2 separate regions of the Mus musculus genome follow, and region 2 is linked to region 1. A link is a loop called in an ENCODE intact Hi-C map of the cell type or tissue named here. Cell type or tissue: heart. All regions are shown on one strand. Links, peaks and the distances in the headings refer to the core of each region. The heading gives the core; the rest is flanking DNA. Region 1 has its middle 16 kb from the start of Gm30483. Region 2 overlaps Gm36722.

Evidence for each region. Peaks named below come from ENCODE experiments on the same cell type or tissue, not always from the same donor. Only the 100,000 strongest peaks of a DNase experiment are listed, where the experiment ranks them.
Region 2: it touches region 1 in a loop (4-fold over the local background); 3 of 42 quality-filtered maps call a loop at or near these places.

What each region holds. Positions count from the first base shown.
Region 1 is chr7:37,339,932-37,348,875 of GRCm38, reverse strand. It overlaps a transcript of Zfp536 not described here. Among named protein-coding and RNA genes, the nearest start is that of Gm30483, 16 kb to the right of the region's middle. In heart, for the core only: CTCF peaks have their summits at 2,653 (motif pointing right) and 5,345 (motif pointing right); no DNase peak of the experiment used is centred there; H3K4me3 peaks cover 1,304 bases; H3K27ac peaks cover 1,041 bases; H3K27me3 peaks cover 4,920 bases.
Region 2 is chr7:36,656,723-36,665,666 of GRCm38, reverse strand. All of the region lies in intron 1 of Gm36722, which reads left to right. Among named protein-coding and RNA genes, the nearest start is that of Tshz3, 37 kb to the left of the region's middle. In heart, for the core only: a CTCF peak has its summit at 4,814 (motif pointing left); a DNase peak (open chromatin) is centred at 2,066.

The sequences.
Region 1 (8,944 bases), core at 468-8,467:
ATTGCGGAAGGACCAGACTGGGCCGGGATTCAGGTAAGGAGGTCAGAGGCAGGTGCAGCTGGCTCCCAGCCGTCTGCAGACCTGTCTGCCTTGGCCCCCACGGGGCCTCTGAAAGCCTGGAATTGGTACTTAACATTTAGTACTCGGGGGAGTTCACATCAAAATCTGTGCTTCTGCTTCTCTGGGAAATTTAGAGAACTCACAAGCCTTGGTCTGCTCCTTTGTGAGGCAGGGCGATAGCCTGGTGCCAGGCGGCCGCTGGCCTTGCAGGCTTAGGACTCTGGGTGCCCAACCTGACCCATGTTAGGAACTAGGCCCGTGTGTATCTCACCACTGGGCCAGGACGTCAGCCCTGCATGCGCTCCATAACCTTTTGCTGGCCTAGGCTTGAGGGAAGAATGCAAGAGGCAAGACAGGGCTGTAGCAGGTGGTGTGGCCCGAGAGAAGCATCAGGTTGAGTGAAGATAATGCTCTCAGAGAGGGACGGTACAGTCCACAGTCCACTGGTCCTCAGCGTACCCTTCTCTAATCGCTTCAGAACAGTTGGCAGGGTGCCCTCATGGACCCCACGTTCACCACCTTCACTCCAATGTTCTAAGTCACCAGGGAAGCCTCACTCAGCCCAGAATGAGCTGGTTTATAGCCTGCATGTATGAAGCAGTCACTACCTAGTTTCCTGGGGGAAGACTGTTTGTTTATGGACACAGTCTCACTCAGTAGCCCAGGCTCTCTAGAAGGAAGGTCTCATCTGCCTCTGCCTCTGCCTCTGCCTCTGCCTCTGCCTCTGCCTCTGCCTCTGCCTCTGCCTCTGCCTCTGCCTCTGCCTCTGCCTCTGCCTCTGCCTCTGCCTCTGCCTCTGCCTCTGCCTCTGCCTCTGCCTCTGCCTCTCTGCCTCTGCCTCTGCCTCTCTGCCTCTGCCTCTGCCTCTGCCTCCCAAGTATGAGGTGATAGGTGCGGATCACCGCCATGTCATGCTCCAAAACTGTCTTTATTTGCCAGGTCTCTGTGTCAGGCCTCTGAGAGGGCTCTGTTGGGAGGGGTAGAGCCCATGTGTAGGACAACAACGTACAGATAGTGTATTCCACACCCAAGCAATGGGAAATTCCTTCCTTGGTGTGTCTTTTCCCCTTTTGTTGGGAGGGCAGCCTGGAGAAGGTCGGTGGAGACTAAAGGGAGTTTCTCCCAGCCCTTAGCATGGCATTCTGCCCAAGAGAGATAGTGTTGGGTTGCTTATTCGACTTTCCTCCTTCCTCATTGTCATAATTTGGTTTCCGGGGAGCTGGTCTTCAACTGCATCTAGAGGCAGGAGATCGTCGAGATGCAAGCTCATTTGATGGTTTTTAATTACCAAGGCAAGGGAGTCGTCGCTCTGCATCCATTTGCAGCCTCTGGTCTCTGGGTAGCGCCCCCCCACACCTTGATGGCACCTCTGGAATCTGAGATGGTGTCAGCCCAGCCAATGTGGATGACAACAGGCATTAATTGCATCCCGAAGGAGGCTTTACTGAAGTTGGGGTCACTCCACTGTGGCGTCCAAAAGCGCGTTGTGCATACACGGCAGTGCAAGAGGGAGAGGGATGCTCTTAGCCACACAGGCTGGAAGAGAAGGGGAAAGAGGTTCTCATAGGATCCTAAGAGAACAAGGAGGGAGAGGCTGGAGGACCCATGTTCAAGAGTCCCATCTTCCCGTCTCTAAACCCCATTGCCCTTGTTACTAACACGAGCCGGAGCTCTAAATCCTAACTACAGGTCTTAAGCCACAATCACACACACTAAGGTTTGGGATTTATCCACACCCTGTCTCCAGATATGTTGACAATGAGGCCACTGTGTGCAGAGAGATGTAGGTCAACAAGAGGTTTCCCCTTTGGGGAGGGAATCCACCAGAAAAATTGATGAGGCAAGACATGAGTTCTCTGCCCCGCCCCCAACATGTGAATTTGTGTTTTTCATGTCTGCTGGGAAAATACAGCAGCACACACGGCCTACATGGGCACAGCATGTTGATTCTTGGTAAGTGACCAGCTCCTGGACAAAGCTGGCAGGGGCATCCAACTCAGACACTACACCCATTTCTTTGACAAGATGTCTTCTCCCTTGTTATCCCCAAGGGCCGCTGGTCCAACTTGGAAGAAGTTTAAGTAACATTGGCAGGGGCACTTCAATGTCCCCCTTGCCGAGGCTTCCCATGTGCTTCAGGTATGGTGTCAGTTCTGAGAACCCCTACCCTGCCTTCCTTTGGGATCAGAGAGAATGGGTTGGGGGAAATGGGTGATAGCTTGTTCTCTATTCCTCTGCCATCCATCCCCGAGACGCCATCTCCCCACAGGATAGAAAGAATCACCTGTCTGTTTTTGGCACCAACACCCTCACGAAAGCCGTAAGAATATGGTGACCTTCACTCTGGTCTCCATGACGACAAGATGGTATATGTATAATTAGTTCAAGCTTATTTTAGGACCAATTCTCTTTTATTTTAGGGCAATGCGAGCTATGATAACTGTAAGCATGTTTACGAGGCGCGCGAGGCTTAGCTGAAATGTGCCAACAATTCTAGTCAAACAGATGGTGACCCCTGATTCAACTTGCCCTCATTCAATTATTCAGCTGTATTTAATTTTCCTCCGAGTGACTCACATGCCATGCAGCCACTTGTCCTCTAGGTGGCACTAGAGACCACCTTTATGGCTACAAATAACCGCGTGCTCCCTAGGTCTCTGAATTTTCTGCCTGGCCTAGGCCGGCAAGGTAGATAACAAAATTTTTGCATTTGAACAATAGTTTCAACCTATTATCAAGTGATATGAAAATGTGGCGAATTACTGGGTCAAATTGTATGCAATTTGGATACAAGCTCTAGATGAGCATCATTCTAAAGAGGGATTTAAAACATTGCCCAGGTTTAATATTCTCTCAGATGATTTGTATGGAGTTTGCAGGGTGCTGTCATATTAAAGCCAGTAAAATTACTGCGGGGAAGTTTTGTGTGCCATCTCAAAATCTCTCTGGTTTAATTCTTTACCAGCTGTGTCGTCTGAGGTTGGGGGACATCTGCCTGTCATCTGTTACTGTCCCCTCCTGATGGTTCCTACCTGTCTGTACATATTTTCAAGCTCAAGGGATCTCTCAAAACTCACCCCCTTCTAGAAAGGATGGAACCGAATCTATTCGGTCACAAGAGTTTGTGGTGCAACAACTAACGGAGCCTGTGGCTTGGGAGCCCCCCCCCCAAAAAAAAATCACTGCAGAGCTGGCTTCTCAGAATCAGGAAGAATAAACGATTCTCTCAGCTGTCTTCTACCCAATCACATCCCAATCCCTTTATACCCTAAATAGGAGGAGGCCCTGTAAGACACACTGAAGCCACAGTTCTCCTCAAGCAAGGTGGCCGAGGCAAGCCAACTGCATAAGTCCCTCAGCCTGTGGCTACCCCTCTTGTCACATCCCCTTGGAGCACTGGGTGTCCGTCCCCTTGTCCAATCCCCCCCCCCCCCCGTCTTCAGTCTGGTCAAGTCACAATGAGAGAACTGTGAGTGGGAAGCAATGCCACTCAGATCCATGCCGACCCCAACGTCTCGAAGCACAAACTGCTTCCAGAGACAATGGGCTGGGTTTTCGGTGGCTTCCTGACTGAGAGGTTCTGGCAAATACAGTCAAGTTCTCTGAACATTGCGGGTTCTCCTTTCCTTTTCATCTAGAGGCAACATGGTGATGGTGAGTGCTGACAGCCCCACACTCAACTCTGGGCCTGGAGTTTCCTGTTGGAAGGCTGGCCTTGCCGGCCACCTTCCACTTGGTCCTGTTGTTTTACCTACAGTGATGTCACTCACGGCGATGTGATGGTGGGTAAGCACCTGCAGCAGCTAGGGCCTGACCTTGGGCTCACTAGCACAGCTGGCCTTACCACACCCCAAGGGCAGACGGAATGGTGCCCTGTTTGTGTCTGGGACAGTCAAACCTAACCTGTTATAGCCATTCTGGCTGCGATTCTGGCAGGATTCAGTGAGTTACATGGTCTTTGAATGGGTGTCTCAATTACAGCTATGCCGAAACCAGAAGAATTGATTTACCTCAGACTCAGCACCTCTCTTGGGGTATCAGAGTCGGCTTGTCCTTCCCACTTTTAGGTAAATTTGGGGTGGGGGAGCTTCATTAAGGTGCTACAAAGAATTGAGCAAACCACTCCGTGTGTCCCTGGATCCTCTGCTCTGAGCCAGCCACCGTCCCCTAGGGATGGAGTGACAGAGCAAGGTGATTCAGAAGGAACAAGAAGTGGCGTCCCACGCCCTCTCTTAGCCTCTTCTGTGCTGCTGGGTGTTTCTGCAGAGCAAGGAGGCAGGGGCACCTGGGACTCTTTCAAAGGGAGCTCTCTCATTAGTGTATGTCCCGAGTGAGATTGTATAGGCTCATACACACAGAATTCTGGCATTTTCTGCAGCCTGTCTCTTTTCAGACTGGGCATGGGGAGCACTCTGAAATAGACAGGAAAGAGGGAAGAGACAGGCAGGGAAGTGATACATTTGTTAGCCACGTAATGATTGAAAACCAAACCAAACCAAACCAACCACCCCGCCCCCCGGTCCCACAAACGCTGTAGAAATGGCTCCTCAGATCTCCAGCTTCAATATGGATTTATTTTTATTACATAAATACATCACTGTGGTATTGTATTTTAAAGAAATAGCGCCCTGCGCCAGGGCAGCAAAAGTTGCTGGACGCTGTGCCCGGTGGGGCCGCCACTGTGGCTCTTGGCCTTCCCTGAGGCCTGGATCCCCGTCTACCGTGCCACCTGCCCTGCCACCTCAACATTCTTTCTAAGATGCCAAGTTTCTGCGGCTCCTGGAGCACCACTCTCCTTTGTTCTGAGGACTCTCTCCACGAGGAGGCCAACTGCGTCTTTACAAAGAAACTAAGGGGCAGGATCTGAACCTATGTGGGAACGCAGGGGCCCCCCCAGCAGGTGGCCGCGCATGCGCTGAGGCAGAAGCCAGGGAAAGTTTGTGCTTTTTGCTGTGATTACTGTCCCCCAAGCCTCTGCTCACTGAGGGGTTCTGAGCTCACACACCCCCCCCTGCTTCCCCGGCACACTCCGGTTTCTTAGCTCCTGCAATTAGATCCCGACTAAGGCAGGCACACCCCACGTTATTCACTGGGGGAGCTCTGAGAAGATCACTTCAGGAGTCTGAGCTGTCCCTAAGGGACTCATTTCACAGAGACCAGCCTCCCCCCACCCCCCAATGCCCAGGAATCCACTCTTCACTTTTTCTTTTTCTTTCTTTCTTTCTTTTTTCTTTTCTTTTCTTTTTTTGGGGGGGGGACCAACTCTTCCTTTTCCCTGAAGGTGGCAGTAAAGGAAAAAAATGAGCCTCTTTGAAGAGTTGGGAATTTTATTACAAAACAGATGGCGAACTGGGCATCCCCGTTGTCCCCCCCCCCCATGTGCCCGAAAGCCTTGGTAAAGGAAGCTATAGCCCCTCAGAGTGGTGTTCGCAGGATTGCTCCCCTCGCATAGTGGCAGCGTGGTAAGTCAGCCCAGAGCTGATGACCACGGGCTCAGCCGGCCTCCTCGTGCCCCCCTTAGTCCCTTACCAGGATAATTGAGGACCATAATGCGGGGGGAAGAGCGCAGAGGCTCCCGCGGGCTGTCAGGTATCTGCTAGTGTCTTCATGTCATCCGTCAGCATTGAGCCTCTCTGTCATCTCTTCTCAGCCTTCAGCGCCGTGAGCCCTCACCACGTTCATTATCTCGGCTCAGGCCGGCCCTCCCCCCGGCTCCCCCCACCGGGTAAATGCATCTTTGTGCAACTCTCAGTCTCCGATTATGAATCGATGATCATGTGGTATAAGAGAGATAGATGGCTTTTAGTCGCATCTTGGCTTCCCTAATTGTAAAATATTAGTTACATTACACTGTGTCTTTTGATTAATGGAACTTATTTGGAGTAGCCTATCCGAACCCTCCCCCTTCCACAGCCCTCCACTGACTTTTGAGAATTGAGTGATCTCACTTAAAGCAGACAAATAGGCCCTTCAGTGAGGAGACAGCGGCGCTGCGATACTGAGGGCCAGACAGGCTCTGCAGACAAAGTCCTGTGTTCCCGAGAAAGGCTTCAGCCTCGCTAACGCCAGCCTCACACCTCTGATCCGCCCTGGACAGCGAGTTTCTCCTTCTGTGTCATTTCCCCCTCTTGGCAAACAAAACCCATCTTGCTGACTTGCAAAACAGGATGTGAAACAAAATTTAATTAAAATTAAATAAATCGCAGATTGCCGAATCGCCACGTCCAGCTTTCAAGGAGACAGTCAAATCTGAACTTTGATGGATTTCAGTCCTGGCTATGCCAGGGGGCTCCCTTCTTCCTGGATGGCATGTGGCTTCAAATCAGCCTCGTGTCCATCACATTAGACATGGGAAGATGTTTGTTCTTTAACTGGGAATTTAGTTTGCACAATTTATTTAAATATGATCTGTTGATAAAGCCTTTGCCACATAAAAGGGAAAATAGTGGCTATATCTGTTTATTAGTTGCTTGCTCTTAGCCACCAGGCTTTGGGGTGATAGATCCCTCATAAATAACCTATTCTTTAGTAGAAATCCAAGGCCATATTCACTTCAACTTATCAGCTCAATTCAAAAGGTCTATTTCTTGTCAATGGGTGCAATGTCTATATCTTGGGAATCAGGAAGGCTTCGCAAACGCCTAAAAGACGCCACAGATCGGAACTCCAGCATGCATTCTGGTGGGGCATTTTGAGGACACATGCTATATAGAATGCATGCAAGTATTCATATCTATTCTTAGTTTTACAGGAGCTGCTTTGTATTTTATTCTGACCTTTGGGTTTTTCTTTTTTTTACTTTTATTCATATATATACATATATATATTTTTTTTCAGACACTGACACTTCTTGTGTTTCCTGGGGACATGCTATTTCATTTAACAGACTTGTAGCAAAAGATTGATTTTATTATGTGTATAGAAAGCTGGTAACATTTTACATGGTATTTTTCTTTTTTTTGAAGAGAGTAACAATACACTTAAGGCTGCCAGGAAGACTGGAAGCAACAGAATAAGAGGACTGACTATAAAACTCATTTGAGGAACAAGGTGCTTGCAGATTGGCCTTCTGCATCAGCGCAGCCCCACCAGCAGCACCCTGTGTTACAGGCTGCACAGTGGGCCCCACAGTGTCTGCAGAATCGGCACCCACAGCGGCTCTGGGGTACCAACCCCAGTGCCCCCTCGTCTCCCGCTCCCCATCCATGCTTAGATTCGGGGGATTTAGACATTTGGCTTTTGTGTGTAGTTTTGACTCCTTGCTCTGAGGAAAGTGTATTCTGGAAGACTCTTTGTTCCGAGTGTCAAGGGACTTTTGAAAATGTCAGCTGATTTTGGGCTGTTCTATCTACCAAAACTCCTTAGGGCTGAAAATGAACACCTCCACCACCACCACCACCACCACCACCAATCTTCTAAAGTAGATTCACTCACTCGGCGACACATGGCCATCATATCCCGAGAGATTTTTTTTTACAGAACATTCTTAATACAGCGTGTAAATGCATATTGACAACTACAGCCACTTTTTATATATCCTACAGTATACACATTTATATGTTATGGATCCATAATACCAAGTGTGTAGTAAAATGCTATATCAAAAGGCAGTTAGGGTCGGTGTATCAAATGTTCTTACTCGGGTGGCTTTAATTCCCTTGCTTAGACTCTCGACTCCCACTTTACACTGATGGATTTCAATATTCACCTGCCTTACATGTGCACCTGAAGAGGATGATGTCATGTCTGAGGCTTAGTGACAGCTTTGCCTTTTTGTTGCTGGGGCCAAGATGAGCTGGGAGGCCGAGCCCCTTCCTCCAGCATCCCACACTGCAGGCTCCCAAACTGGGCAAGTTTCTTCCTATGAGGACTAGAGAGGACTAGAGAGAAGACAACCATAGCCTTTAAGGACAACGGCCTCTCCTGAATACCAGTGGTTGACATTTATAATCCAGGTGGTAGATGAAGCTGCTTCAGATTCTCTGATTATAGTGATGGGCGTTACCCCCAGGGGGCCCGGCCACTCGCTGGGAGAAAGAAAACGCACCAGCCTCTCTGTAGGTGAGGCTTCAGGGGCTGGGAGGAAACCACTGTCCGAAGGCTGTGCAGCTGTGTGCTGGGGTGAGAGATGCCTGTCCCAACACCAAGGTCAGGGTCCTATGGCTTCCACCTGCCTGCTGGGGTTGGCAATCATTCTCAGATTTCATCGAACTGTAAAGTTCCCACAAGATAGGGGCTCATGTCCAAAACTGGATCTTGAAACCTGAAAGCACCCCTCTTTGGGATGGAAGAATGACATAGACCAAGCTGCCCTAACACATGCTTCCTCCTGACACATCTTAACAGAAAGTGCCCCCCCCCCCGAAGAATACTTGGGGAGCCTCTCCTTTCCAAGGATCCCAAGTCCCTTGTGGAGAGGAGGGAGTTAGACAAGCTCACCCGTCTGGGGGAAAGGTCACCGTTGCGACAGTGGAAATGTACCTAGACGTGCTTGTATGTTTTAAATGATCAGCTAGTGACTCAGTGTGGAGGCAGGGGACCTGCCCTATTATCCCAGCACCTGGGAGGCTGAGACAGGAGAATCACTGGAGGGTAGTCCTGGCCACATAGTGAGACCTATGTCAAAAATATATCAAAGAATTAAAATCGAAGCAGCATATGTTTGTGTACACATTTGATCTCCAAGTGCAGGAGGCTGAGGCAGGAGGATTAAGACTTCAAGACTGAGATCTACAGTGAGTTCCAGGCTAGAATACAGACAGACAGTAGAGATGAGAGGCCACCCTCTCTGGCCAGCTGAAGCCCCCTGAAGTTCCTTCTCCATCTCTCTGTGTCACACGTAGGATTTGCTAACTATAAATCTGGATCCATATGTAAATGAGGA
Region 2 (8,944 bases), core at 405-8,404, 680 kb after region 1:
ACATGCATCATATACACACACAGGTATACACACACACACACACACACACAGAGAGAGAGAGAGAGAGAGAGAGAGAGAGAGAGAGAGAGAGAGAGAGACAGAGAGAGGCAGAGAGAGACAGAGACAGAGACAGAGACAGAGAGAGAGGAGCAAGCAGCCACCCTCCACCTTTGATGGGAAGGAGTTTTCTGTCTTCAGGTCCCAGAACTAGCCTCAGCTCACACTTGCTGCCATAACAGCCCCAGTTCCCTCTCAGCTCCCCACTGGCTTCTCCAACCCATCATTCCTTCCTCTCCAACCAGCCAACCTTCCCTGTGACTTTAACTATGTGCTTAGTGTCCTCAGACCTTAGACAGCCTAACTTTAAGGAGAGAAATACCTTGGACTTTGGAGTTTCATTTTCTCCCTGATACTCTGAAGAAGATTATCTGAGTAGGTTTTCAGAAAAGAAATTGAGATGGTTTTCCCATAATTAATCTAATAGTTTCCTCCTTTTGGCCCAAACAAAATCAGTATGTCTGCTGTTTTTCTTATGAAAATATTTGTATCTACTGAAAGTATGTGTCAGAGACTGGCTATAGAAGTACACAGTACATTGCATAAAAATGGAGAGCAACAATTAACTACATAAATGTAACTAGACTCAAAATGTATAGGCTCTCACAGTTAGCTATTGGATAGATCACAGGGCCCCCAATGGAGGAGCTAGAGAAAGTAACCAAGGAGCTAAAGGGATCTGCAACCTTATAGGTGGAACAACAATATGAACTAACCAGTACCCCCCGGAGCTCGTGTCTCTAGCTGCATATGTAGCAGAAGATGGCCTAATCGGCCATCAGTGGAAAGAGAGGACCATTGGTCATGCAAACTTTATATGCCTCAGTATAGGGGAACTCTAGGGCCAAGAAGTGGGAGTGGGTGGTTAGGGGAGTGTGGGGGGAGGGTATGGGGGACTTTGGGATAGCACTGGAAATGTAAATGAAGAAAATACCTAATAAAAAAATTTTAAAAAACAAAAAAAAATTAAGCCGATATTCAAATATAAATAAATTTAAAAAATGTATAGGCTCAACGGGCCTATAAATAAGTCCTTATAATTTTACAATTTTTAATTTTATAATTTAAATTTATAATTATAAATTTATAAGTCCTTATAAATAAGTCCTGAGTCAAGGCTCATCCTTATGTCTGAATCAATATTAATGGTATCAGAATTCACTGCTGTGGCTGTTACAGGATTATTTCCCACCAACACTGAAGATTTCAGACCTCAGAGCCGGTGCCTGGAGACCACGTACTCTACCGCTGAGCTGCACATGCGTGCACATGTGCGTCTGAAGCACTCACAGACTGTCCTCGTTTGCTTCCTGTGCCCCTGGTTCAGGGAGTGACAAGTGGCATTTGTGAGGAAGGACACTGAAAACGATAAAGGTGGGGATGGTCAAGTTTCAGCTACTCTCTGGGAGAATGACATGTGTGGCTCCTGACAGATGCAGAGTCCCTGAAGACACTTGTCCCCAGGGAGTCCGATTAGCTCCTTCACTCATTCATTCATTCATTCATTCATTCATTTGTTATTTGTAGGTATTTGGAAAAACACGCCTGATATATTTCCCTACCTGCATAGCATGAATGGTACCCAGCTGCTATCTTGTGTTTCAACAATGGCTTGGTGTCTCTGCACAGACCATATCCTGAGCTTCTAGTGTTATTGTGTTGGGCTCACAGTGACAAGATTAGTGGATCTATCTGGGACTTCTTTACTTGAATGAAGTTTTTTTTGGGGGAGGGGACTGGGATGGGGCAGCTTTTGGTACAAATAAATAAATTAATTAAAAAAATCAATGAGGTTTCGTATTTCATCATTTAAACCATGTCTTACTCTTCCTGGTCTCACACATGTGGCCACAACTCTCATCTTCTCAGAAACCATTCCCAAGGGACCTGAAAAGGGAATTTTCCAGATCACATCCGGTTGTGAAAGCCAAGCCTAGTGAGAGCTAGGCAGAAGATCGGGTTGGGGGAGAGGCCATGCTAGGGCAGGGCTCAGAATTGTTCTTATCCCTTGGCTTAAAAAAAGGATGGACCAAGTCCAGCACAATGACTGACAGCTCCAGGCCCTCTTGTAAGGAAGGACTCCTGGACTCGGTGGCTGGCGTTCTAGCAGCAACCAAGACATCAGCGCTGGGGCTTGCCTTGTGTGCAGTGAGTCCTCGGGACAGCCCTGCTCTCTCCTGCCGCTGTGGACCTGGTAGAAAAGAGACAACGATGAGCTTCAGTTCACAACAGAGCATCCGATACAGATTTGACCAGGAAGCCCAAGTGTGAAACGGACAGAGGACCATCAGAGATGCACAGGAGGCCGCAAGGTTCTAAGTGTGTGAGACAGTGAGACATAAAGACCGCAAATCTGTATTCAATATATAGTCCTGTTGAAAAACATCACTACCATGAGTAGGGGTGTGTGTGTGTGTGTGTGTGTGCGTGTGTGTGTGTGTGTGTGTGTGTTTGTGTGTGTAATGACCACATTCCAGAGGCCTCTCTGACACTGACCTGGCTTGTTTCCTGGTTGTTACCACAGCCACTTTCTAAGGCTGACTTGAGAGCTAATGTCTGCAGCTGGGGGTTAAGCCTGAGCACGCCTGGCCCAGATCTCCATGGTTCGCTCATCTGGGAAGCACACAGTCTACCCACCCCATTCCCCTACTGCATAACCCTAAGAGTAACCAAGGTGTTGACTTGAGAATGAGCAGTAACTGTGGGGCACTCGGTTCCCGGTTGGGAATGAATCATCTTGGTGCAAGTTCACACTTGTCTGTATGTTTTGTTTTGTTTTGTTTCTGAGTCAGGGTTTTGCTAGGTAGGCCAGGCTGCCCTTAAACTGGACATCCTCATGCCTCAGTCTCCGAATGATGACCTTATGTGTGGATGCCACCACACCCAGCTCAAAGGATTCTTAGGAAGGGTGGCCAATGTGATAGTGTTCCTCACAGCGTCCACAGTGGATGGGTTAGCTCCAGTTTCACTGTGCCGCGGTATCCCTTAGCCGCTCCTTTGACCGACAGCTACTGCCTCAAGTTCATCCTCAAAGCTGCTTCCATTCCTCCTCAGTTTCCCTTCCTTGAGGGTGGGCTGGGGGAGGGGGGGGACTTTTCCACGGTGAAACCATCTTACCCACCGTTTAGCAAATGTCTGTGGAATCTTAAAAGCAGTTTCCATCATAATAAAAATATTTTAACTTATAACCCCAGAAAGAGATAGGCCTGGGAGTCTTTATAAAGCAGGGGAATCCAGATGAGCATAATTTGAAAGTAATTTGAATTGTAATGAGGATTTTTTTTAATGTAAACAAGCAGAAGGAGAAAGTTGCTGGGTTCTGCCATAGCACATACACCCAAATATATGTCTTTTGATGGAAGTACTAACGTGTCGAGGAAGCAAAAGATGCTACCAGCTTCTGTGGTATGAGCAGGGCAGCACCCTCTGCAGTGTCAGAGGGAAAGCGAGCTGGGTGGCCTGCAATCTCTGCCAGTTAGCACCTAGGGGCAGGGAAGAGAGGGCGTGGCCTGAGAATTCAGAACCCAGGAACACCCGGAATACCTGAACACCTCAAACACCCTGACCGCTCTTTGCAGTCGCAGGGAGGGACAGAAAGTCACCGCTGTGCTCTCTCCATAGTGGACTAACTGTAGTTGAAGTGATTCATCAAATAGCTCGGAGAGCCAGCAGAAAGGATTTTTGAATGCTTCCAACACAAAGAAGTGATGTGTGTCTGAGGTGAGGGATCTGCCAATTACCCCAATCCGGTTGTTACTCATTCTATGCATGCGTTGAAACACTGCACAGAAGTCCATAAATATGCACAGTTGTTTTGTGCCGGTTAAAATAGTAATGAACTTTAAAAGGGAAGGACTTTCAGAAAGCTGAGCTGCAACGGTTCCTGGGGCTGTGGAGCACAGCATCCTAAGAGCACTCTCTCCCCTGATATCTGTACTTCATCTCCCCACCTCCCTCTCATCACTTGCTCTCCTTTTGCTCCAGCCCATGGGTTGAAACCGGGGTCCGACACATGGTAGGCAAGCATTGAGCGCTGAGCTAAACCACCACCCTATTTTACCTTCATTTTTATGATGTAAACACTTTCTCAGATACCTAGGCTGGGTTTGAATTCACTATGTAGCCCAGCCTGGGATCATTCATTTCTTCTTTTGCCTCGGCCCCCAGAGTAGCTGGGATAAAAGGCATGTGCCACCATGTCCAGCTGACGTCTGTGCTTATATTAGTTTATCACATTTGTTCAACTCGACTCTTTTTTTTTTTTTTTTGTCTCATACTGATTTGGAAGGGACATGTAAGATATGATGAGACTGTGGACCTGTGCTCACTCTTCCTTGAATAAGTGAAAAACCACCACCACAACAAAAACTTTGTTGAGCACTAACTGACTAGTCCTGCTTACCTAGGGATCTGAGCTTTACAAGTGTTCATTTTTCCTAAAGGAGATGAACGCAGTGCAAGGATGAGGTGGGAAATGGCCAGAAATCAAGCTGAAGGATCCACCTCCATGTAACCACAGCGACAGGAAACACACACACACACACACACACACACACACACACACACACACACACACACACACACACACACAAAGGCCGTAGTCACATCTCCCACAAGGCACTTGGTGCAATTTAATGAGCAGCCCGTGTGTTACCTCAAGGCTTTTCAATTGCCTATGTTAATAAGCAGCCTTCATTGGTAGAGACTCCCTCATTCAACAGATGGGAAGACTGAGGAGCACCGGGAGGAGGGAGCCCCCTGGAGGCTCCCATAGTACACCCTGTACATCCCCGTGGAATGCTTTCAGTTGGTTATTTCTGCCGTCCACCCTGCGACCTATTAAATGAGAGTGGTGGTCTTTAATTACAGTGAGCCGCTGATGCTCTTGGAAGAGGAGGCAATGTGAGGATCTCGTCTCTGCACGGAACAGCCTGCCTGGGACCTGGGACCCTGCAAGCAGTGGACAGACACGTCAAGCAGAGACACGGGCTTCTTGGAGAAGTCATGCTCGTCTTCCGAACAAACTATTCGGCTCAAAGCACAATATTTTCTGGCTCAGAGTTTGACGTTTGGAGTGGCAGTTGTCCCCACGCGGGCAAATTCTGAAAATCTGTAATTCTCGGAAATAATCGCCAACCCGCAGAAAGAATGTGTTTACACAGAAACTTCTCAGCGTTCATCCCGAAGCCGTTATCTCTCTGTTCCCTGCCTCCTCTCCAGCCACCGTTTGCCAAAGGATCCCAGCTAAGGTCTTGTCCCAATAGGCTCCTCCTCAGACGGAGCCATAGAATTTCCTGCTATTTGTCACTCCTAATATTTATTTCGAAAATCAAATCTGTGCTCGGGTGGTCACGAAGCATCCAACTCCGACGGCTCACCCATGGTCAGCCAAAAAGTCCCATTAGCACCGTGGTAGCTGGCCTCGGAAAAGGATCCTTTAGAAGAAAACCATTGAACACGCAGCTTCTAGACCCTTCCCCCTCTCACAGAACTGCAAGTGTGAGACCTCTTCTACTTACTATTTCAAAACAGGGTTTGCAGCCTTAGCTGGGCCAATGACAGGAGTTCTCAACCTGTGGGTCGATACCCCTTTGGGGAGTCTAATGACCTTTTCACAGGGGTCTAGCTATCAGCTATCCTGATTGTTGGATATTTACATTACAATTCATAATGGTAGCAAAATTACAGTAATGAAGTAGCATTGAAATGTTATGGTTGGGGGTCTCACCACAACCTGAGGAACCGTCTTCAAGGGTCACAGCAGTTGAAGGTGAGGACCAACTCACCAGGGACTCGTCATTGGATTTTTTTTTTTTTTTTTTTTTTTTTTGAGACAGGGATTCATTATGTAGCCCAGGCTGTCCTGGAATGTTCCCAATCTTCCTGCCCCATTCTCCCAAGCACTGAAATTATAGCCCAAGCCACCATGCCCTGCACAAGGAATTCTTTATATCCATTCTTGTGGGCCGGGCACAGTTGGACAGGAGAAAGTAGGAATGTACAGAACAAAGACTTTTCTCTCTTGGTGCTCACATTGACTGGGGAGAAGAACATGGAAGACACCCAAGGAGGAAAGAATGTAGAGCTTGGGACCGTGGAGTCCCAGCTGGTGCCCTTGGAAGCTGCTGTTCGAGGCAGGGAATCCACTGCACCTGTTGGGAGATAGAGCCCTCCTCAGTGGTGTGTTAGCTTCCCGTGTGCGCCCCACAAAAATACACGGACTTGGTGACTTCACATTACATACACTGATTCTCTACAGTTCTAGAGGCAAGAGGACTAAAATTGATATCCCTAGGCATCAATTGAGGAGGTGTAGGCTTGCCTCGACCTCTTGGGGACTCTCAGGGACAATCTGTTCCTTGTCTCTTACAGCTTGTCATGCTGTTAAAAACCCTGGGTTAATGCCTTGGTCATTCCCTCTTCAAGGTTAGTATCTTCAAATCTCTATCTTGCTTCAGGTGACATCTCCTGTGTCCCCTGTGTGTGTATGAAATCTACCATACATTAACACCTTTTTTCCCCCTTAGACAAGATTTTGCTCTGTAGTTCAGGTTGGATTCAAATTCACTATCCTCCTGTCTCAATGTCCCAAGTGTGAGTATTATGGCTGTTCTTATGATGTCCCTTTGTAATTAAGAGGCCCTATCTAACGTCATCTTTCTATCTCACATCTTTGTGTTCCCATAAGGTCCCTGTAATGACCTAAAAGGGGAACCTATTGTGACCTCTGCTTACAGAATGACATTCTCAGATTTCAAGACGTTTGACCTGCTGTCTTCTGGGCTGCTGTCTGGCCCACCACACATGATTTCTTTTGTCACTGGGGAGAGCATGGTCTTTTCAATGTCCCCTTAAGTATTCATTGCACTTCCCTAGACTATTTGGCCACTTCTTCAGGACACGTGTTCTCCTTGCTAAGGAAGAGCCCTAGGGGTCATAGACTGGGCTCCAGGGCAGAGCATAGCCCACCTCCCTGGGTTGCCTGGAGGCTGCTGAGTTCATCATCACCTTACAGATGTGCCACGCGAAGCGGATCCATTCACCAATGCCTGTGTTCTGTGACCAGAAAGAGGCTCTTGAGTCAAATGGATGCCTGAGGTCAGTGCTGAAACACAAAAGAGATTAAGGGGACACAGAGAGGTCAGGGCAAGCCTGCTTCCACTGGTGATTAACCCAGCAGAACCACAATGAGACAGCAGGGCTGCCTAGCGCTGCTCCTATCCCCTCCCTTGTGTCTGACTCTACCCTGCAGGAGACTTCAGGGTCATTGGACCACTGCAGAAATCACACTGATGTTTGTCCCCAGGGCCTGAGCTACACACTCCAGCTCCAGGAAGAAAATTCTGCCCTGGATAATCCCAGAATCATATTACATTGGTATGCTAAACATTTCATTATCAATGCATACCCAGAACAATTCAGAAACTTTCTTGCTGATAGCCATTTAAAACTGGGCGTAGTGGTAACACACTTGTAATCTCAGTACCCAGGAGGCTGAGTGAGAGAGATCCTGAGTTCCAAGCTAGCACTGTCTTAAGCAAACAAACAAACAAACAAACAAACAAATGTCCATTTTGCATGGGAAAAGACAGAGAGGCCTACAATACTGAAGAGATAGGAAGGCAAGATGATGGATGTTAGGAGACATCCTACTTGTGTCTTGTGTAAGGAGGAGAGAAAAGGCAAGACCTCGATCTTCCTGAATGCATCAGGCTTTGCCCACCTGAGCTGAGACACTCAGAGTATCTTCACAGGCCATGTGTATCGCTGTGTGTGTGTGTGTGTGTGTGTGTGTGTGTGTGTGTGTGTGTGTGTGTGTGTGTGTGTGTGTCCTGGTCCCCATGATGGTGAGACTTGTCAGATCTTCCCAGAGCTGGAGTTCCAGGCAATTTCAAGCCTCCCAACATAGGTTCTGGGAAACAAACTCAGGTCTTCTGCAGAAGCAGCGCTCTCTTAACTGCTGAGCCATTTCTCCACTCCACAAAAGTGTAGTCCCTAGGTAACGTTTCAATCAAGATGATTCCTCTCCATCCCCAGCCACACAACCCTCTAGCATGAGCCAAGCTGTCGAGTCGCTACAAAGAATCAAGGACATAGAAACCTGTCTAGGCAAGGTCCTGGCCAGGCTTGATTGTCCCAAGAGGCCCCTCTTGTTCCAAGTCTTGGAGTCTAATGAGATGACAGGTTTCCATAATTGTTAATGTTCTTGTTTTTGTTCCAAAATATCTGGTAGAAAGCAGTGTAAGACAGGGGTGTTTATTTGGTTCATAGCTTCAGAGAGAAGTCGGTTCCTCATAGCGGGGGGGTGGGGGGGACCATCACGACTGTGCAGGGAGCAGAGAACACAACTTGAGACAGAGAGCAAAGTGGACCACCAAGAACCTGCCTCCAACAACTTGTTTCTTCTTCCCACCAGGCTTCATCCTAGCACAGCATCCCAAGCTGGAAACCAGGTGTGGACATTTCAGACTCAAACCATACAGTGCTGGTTGAAACTTGGGACAAGAAGGGGATTTTCCCTGCCCATCCCCCTCGTTGTATCCTTGTGCCTGAGAACTGATCTCAGGTCCCAAGACTAACACCAGGGCCGTACTACACTCTGGCTGTCTCGCTGTGGTCTTAATGGACTAGACATGGAGTAGACAGATACCTAATCCAAGTTGTGGGTTGTCACAGTATCCTTGTACATGATTTGGAGTCAAGTCAAAGATTTGGTCTAAGGACAATCTAGGAGAGCCATGTGTTTCTATCCTCTTTCCCTAAAAGGATGAGATAGCCAGTCGTCAGGAGGAGACAGGAGACAGAGGGAAGAGAGATGCCAGTACCAGACTGCATGCAGAGATGGCTACACAGCCCTGCCTGCTTTGATTCCCCTAAAGTCTAGGAT